Regions from separate parts of the Homo sapiens genome. Here region 1 is linked to region 2. A link is a contact called in ENCODE Hi-C or POLR2A ChIA-PET data. All regions are on one chromosome and are shown on one strand. Each heading gives the region's core, a stretch centred on a gene start or an enhancer-like site at or near the end of the contact. The rest is flanking DNA. Distances are from core to core; before and after follow the strand shown. Region 1 overlaps TGFBR3 (transforming growth factor beta receptor 3). Region 2 has its middle 150 kb from the start of CDC7.

Region 1 (2,878 bases), core at 1-2,500, 48 kb after region 2:
TATTATTCTGCTTTCAAAATATTCTTTTTTTTTTTTTTTTTTTGAGGGTCTCACTTTGTTGCTCAGGCTGGAGGGCAGTGGCGCCCTCAGCTCACTGCAGCCTCCGCCTCCCAGGCAATCCTTCCATTTTAGCCTCCCGAGTAGCTGGAACTACAAGCATGTGCCACCACACCAGCTAATTTTTATATTTCTTGTAAAGACAGGATTTCACCACATTGCCCTGGCTGGTCTCTAACTCATGGGCTCAAGCAATCCATCCATCTGCCTCGACCTCCCAAAGGCCGAGGGACTATAGGCGCGAGCCACTGCGCCCAGCCTTCAAAATATTCTTTTAATTTAATATACACATTTTCTAAAAGTATCTTTGTTCTCCTAGCCTTAGTGCTATTATCCTATAGTTTAACTCCCCTTCATTGCTCATCAGGATTATCACAGAGGCCCCCTTATCTCCACCACTACCCTCCCCCCAATTATTTCCTCCTCCACATTTGCCCCCAGAGTGAATATTCTAGAGCCCAGAGCTGATCATGTTATAACCCTGACTAAACCCCTTGATGACTCTCCTTCCTTTATAGGGAAAAAAATCCACACTCTTTAACATGGCACACAAAGTTCTCCCTCCCTTCTCTATCCTCTCTCTCCAGCCTCCTTTCCTGATGGAGTCCTTCACCCATGGTGGGCTCCCCATACTTAGTAATTTAAGCTTCCCAAATTCTCTATGCTGCTCTTTGTCATCATGCTTTGCAAGCCATCCCAAGACACCCTCCTCCCCAGACCTGCTTTGTTGGCATTTTCTCTGGGGGACCTTTGCTGAGTCTCCCACTGTTCCATCTCCATCCCAGCAGAGCTAGTCTCTCCCACCCTTGCTCATTCCATCCCTCCTCTGTTACACTTGGGCCACAATACCTCCTAGTTCTCTCTCTCTTTTTCTCTTTCTTTTGCTTTTTTTTTTTTTTTTTTTTTTTGCTGTGAGGGCAAGGTCTAGTTCTCAGTCATCTGTATATCCCCAAGGGCTCAGACTGGCATAGAATAGGTCTTCCAGAAATGTTTGGTGAAGGATGATTAAAATGTTAATGTACTTTTTGCAAATGGAGGCCACAGAGGAAACCAGCAATCAGACTATGAAGACGTTCATATGCAGTTTGCACCAGTGCCATGAAGAAGGCAGAAAAAAATTTTGTATCACTGTTTTGGAAATGAGCAGCCTGAGACTCTGATATCGTGTGACTAGAGCCCAAGGTCACAGCTGGAAAGCATCAGGGCAGAAGTTGAATCAGAATTCCAGAGTTCTGCCTAGCAGGCTAAATGACTGGTGAGCGTAGCTCTGTCCCTAGCTGGGGAAGCACTGATGAAGTAACTATTTGTGCACAGCTACTCATTATCCTCAGCAGTGAGGCTGAGACCAGCGGTTGAGATATTATGGTCCACCACCTATTTTTGTATGGCCCATGAGCTAAGAATGAATTTTATATTTTGAAATGATTTTTTAAAAATCAAAAAAGGATATTTCATGACGTGAAAATTATATGAAATTCAAATTGACTCCATAAATGAAGTTTTATATGGATGCAGCTATGCTTATTTACATACTGTCTATGGCTGCTTTCATGCTGTAACAGCAGCGTTGAGTTGTTGAGACAGGGATTGTATGAGCCACAAATAAAAAATAATCACTATCTGGTCCCTTACAGAAAAAGTGTGCTGAGTCCTGCTACAGACCTTGACCCTACTCTTTGGAGTTTAAAAGTGATACATGTTTAGCACCTCTCTTTTCATCTCCATTTTCATTCACCACAGAAGGAACACACACCTTATGTCTGAATTCACAGGGAAGCAAAAAGAACTTGGGAAAATGTGACCCAAACAAGCAGCATCTGAATTGATGTCTATAAAAATAAAGAAGCTAGACAGGATAAAAGAAAACAGAATTGTAAATTCTCAGGATTAACCATCTCCGATGGGTGGGTCAACATTCTGGCCACATGAGTTATCAATGTCTGGCTCTAGGGGAAGGAATGCTACTGGATGAATCAGAGCCACCACAATTGAATGGTGCCCCCTGGAGTTGTGCAACATAGTGGCCCTGGAATGAGGATATATGCAAAAGTATACTTAAATACAATTACTAAGAAAATAAAAATGATTGTATGTTTTTAAGAAAATCTAATTCAGTATGCAGAACACACACTAATTACGCTAACTACAGAATGCACTACCCTGGGAGCTGGGTCCCATCAGCCTCATTGGCACCAATAACAACAATGATGCCTTACATTTGTACATTTGTATGGTGTTTTGCAATAGACAAAAAGCCTTCGGCCTTCACTTATATTGTCTCATTTTAAACTCCCAAGAACTCTATGAAGGAAGAGTATCTACCCACAAACTTCTCCTTTCAAGACGTAGTATTTGATTCCCTGAACTAAGTTCAAAGGCATTTAAAGGTTGCTACAAGATGCATCATGTAAGAAATATACACACTTCTGGGAATAATTCCATCCAATCAACCACCCATGGTTAAACTTTCTCACTCAGAATCCCCAAGCGGTTGAAAAATTATGACTCTCTCCTAAGGAGACCTCCCATGTAAGAGTTTAAGTTTTATAGTAAGGCCTGTGTGATGGATGGCATTGTTTTAAAATTCTTAATGGATTTCTGTTATGATCTAATCCTTTACCCCCACCCCAAATAGGAGCCTTCTCACAGAGCTAAACAGAAACAGTTGTTGTTCATTTCCCCTGGGTGAAGTCTCTTCGTGATTTCTGAGCACAAACAATAACAAGCAGAAGCTGCAGAACTGAGGTTAAAGAATTCTATCCTCGAACTTTTCTCTTCCCGAATCCCTAAGAACCCCTGAGTATAACTAAAATGGCTTGAT
Region 2 (2,700 bases), core at 41-2,540:
TTTTGATAGAAGAATATTCCTGTCAAGGCAGGATTCCCAGCTGTATTTGGTCTCATAGCTCAGGTAGAACAAAAGTGAGGTGAGGAAGAGAGCTGGGAGGGAGAAAGGCCCAGTGTCTGGGATGGTCCTTATATCCCCTTCCCTTGACAAACACATTCCCAGAAAGAATCAGTATAGAGGAAAAAGGGAGAGAACAGAAAAACTGCAGATAGGTCCAACTGACTGTCCCTCCCTGGAGAGTGGTCCCCTCCAGGCCTGGTGGCAGGCACTCTGTGGCCTGCATTCCAAAGATGGGCTTTGGTTTTTGGACCCAGGAAGAAGGGGCCAATATGCATCAGGGATCAAGTCAGAGTCAGTGACTCAGCCCACACAAGGCCCAGAGGTTCAGTAACACATCACAAGATGCTGAGACATGTCTCAAACACTTGCCAGCTGAGTCCATCTGGAACATGAGTTCTGAGCAGAAAAGAGCAGGGAGATGAGGGGAGGAGCCCTGGATGTGCTAGTCAGTGAGAACTGACTCAGAGGTGACTTCCAAGGCCAACCTGGGGTGATCTGGCTGAGTCTCGGACCAGTCTCAAGTGCTGTGGAAGGTCATGAGAGTGGCAAGGCTGAACCTCAAGACCAGTTTCCCAAGCAGGGAGGAGAGGGTGACTCCAACACTGCCTAGCCTCTCCCATGCCGTCCCTTTCTGGTCTCACTCAGGCCAGGGAGGACTGTTTTCCCAGGATGGCCCACCCTGAAATGTAGGAGGCAAAAGAAAGGAGCGCTATCAAAAATCCCTGGGGCAGTCTTGTTGCCACTTCTCTGAATCCTTTCAAAGGAAAAGAGCTCATAAGCAAGGCCATGAAATTGTTCCCACTTGTATAAGCAGAATTCTCACACTTGTGACTATTGAGCTTGTGATGTGAAATTACTTGTTCCATGTCTGTCTTTCCCACCGGGCAGTAACTGTTACCAGGGAAGGGACCAGGCTGGTCTTGTTCACTTGTGCCTAGGAGAGTGCCTGGTACACAGCTGGTGCTCAACACATATGTGTTGGGTGATAAACTGTGCATGGACGCTGGTCTTCTTCTAGCCCTTAGTTAGGAATTAGTATGAACAAGACCTCTTCCCACCCTTCTTTACCGGACCAGCCTGCAGATGCTCTTGCTCCCCTCTCCCCCGTCCACCAGGGCCTCATTTTGCATTTGCAGAGCCGGCAATTAAAACTCCCCCAGAAACTTTCTAAGAGCCAGAGGCCAGGTCACGTGGCTTGGGCCACCGCATGGAGCCTGGGCCTCCTCTGGCCCCAGTTGCAGCTCAGGTGTCAGAGGCTGGGCTGGGGGTGGGGGCTGGACTGGGAGGGCAAGATTTCTAGGAATCACTGGGGGCCTGAATTACTCAGATGAAGAATTTGAGAAGTTGATTCAGCTTTTGGGAGGAAATGTCAGTAACTAGGGGAAAAACAACTGGGATGAAGGGCGAGCTCCCTGGCTATGGGAAAGTGTGCTGGCTCCAAGTCAAACTGGCTCTCATCCAGATTTTTATTTCTGGTGTTTGGTGGTTACATAAAAAAAGCTTATAAACTTAACTCCAGTTAGAAAAAAATACAACTATTTCTAATATTGATCCTGGATAATCCCTTCAAACCTGTCAGGGAGACCACCCGGTGTGAAGGGAGGTGGGGGCCCAGTAGGTGACAACTTAGGGAGGGCTGGGGCCAAGGAGGCTCTGGGGCTGCTTGATTTGGAACAGCACCTTCTCCATGCAGGATGCCTGTTTTACTGGTCACCTGGCTGCTTCCTATAGGATTTTAAGGACCAAGGGACAAAAAGTTAATGTACAGGCGTGCAGCCTCCAGCAGTGATTCCTAGCCTTTCTAGAGTGCTCCCATGCTCACATTTGTATCTGATATTTGGTGACTCTTCCTCTCTGGGCAGAAATAATAGGTTAGTGTATATTTTTCAAGTGGAAATGAATTAAAATAATTTTATCAGATTGATAAAAGCATGACAAATACCAAATAGAGGAATTAACGAAGTATATGAATGGACAGTTCACTATAGGAAAACAAATGCCAAATGAATGTGTGCAAAGATGTTCATCCCCAACAGTCGCCAAAGAAATGCAATCAAAACAAGGTACTATTTTGTGACTTTCAGATTAAAAGGACTAGAAAGAAATAATATCGTTTTTCAGTTTTAACTCTTGGAAGACCAGCAAGTCAACTGGAAGACCACTAGGCCTGAGGCCTCAGTCCGATGACTGGTCACCATATTCTCATATAAAAAGCATAGAGAGACAGAGTTCTTCCCAAATGCCTACAATAACCAGTTAGAAAATACAATGGGAAAAAAATTCCTTTCACAATAGCAACAACAACAACAAAATTTTAAATGCCCAGGAATTAATAAATTAATATAACAAGAAATGAGGAAGCTAGATAAAGAAAGCATTCTGCCTTACTGAGAGACAAGGACATCAAAAGAGGGGCACATCTAAAAATATCCGGATGAGTTAAAGATTTCATTGTAAAATATCAAATTGTAAAAGTCCTAGAGGAAAAGCTAGGTAATTATGTAATTATGAGATAGGGGAGACTTTCTGTGGATGATCCCAAAAGCAGAAACCATTAGCGAAAAGTTGGATAAATATGACCTATATAAAAATTTTTAAAGATATGTTGATGAACAGCATAAACCAAACTAAAAGGCAAAT

What was found. A loop is a pair of places that touch in the nucleus more often than their neighbours do. ChIA-PET counts read pairs that join two places held with the same protein, here RNA polymerase II (POLR2A). Pooled maps may share reads with other maps.
Region 1: a map of cardiac septum shows a loop between it and region 2 (2.1-fold over the local background). The contact joins two enhancer-like sites. A Hi-C loop is called at or near these places in 2 of 168 maps with a recorded cell type or tissue (cardiac septum and posterior cingulate gyrus) and 3 of 50 pooled maps. POLR2A ChIA-PET finds 5 or more read pairs at or near these places in 4 of 52 experiments (AG04449, K562, activated CD4-positive, alpha-beta T cell and 1 more).

What each region holds. Positions count from the first base shown.
Region 1 is chr1:91,698,490-91,701,367 of GRCh38, forward strand. The region is part of intron 14 of TGFBR3 (transforming growth factor beta receptor 3); the gene reads right to left. Among named protein-coding and RNA genes, the nearest start is that of TGFBR3, 190 kb to the right of the region's middle. Within about 2 kb of position 1,251, at least 5 of the 41 ENCODE cell types and tissues checked have a DNase peak (open chromatin) inside an H3K27ac peak, as active enhancers do.
Region 2 is chr1:91,650,506-91,653,205 of GRCh38, forward strand. No RefSeq gene overlaps it. Among named protein-coding and RNA genes, the nearest start is that of CDC7, 150 kb to the left of the region's middle. Within about 2 kb of position 1,291, at least 17 of the 41 ENCODE cell types and tissues checked have a DNase peak (open chromatin) inside an H3K27ac peak, as active enhancers do.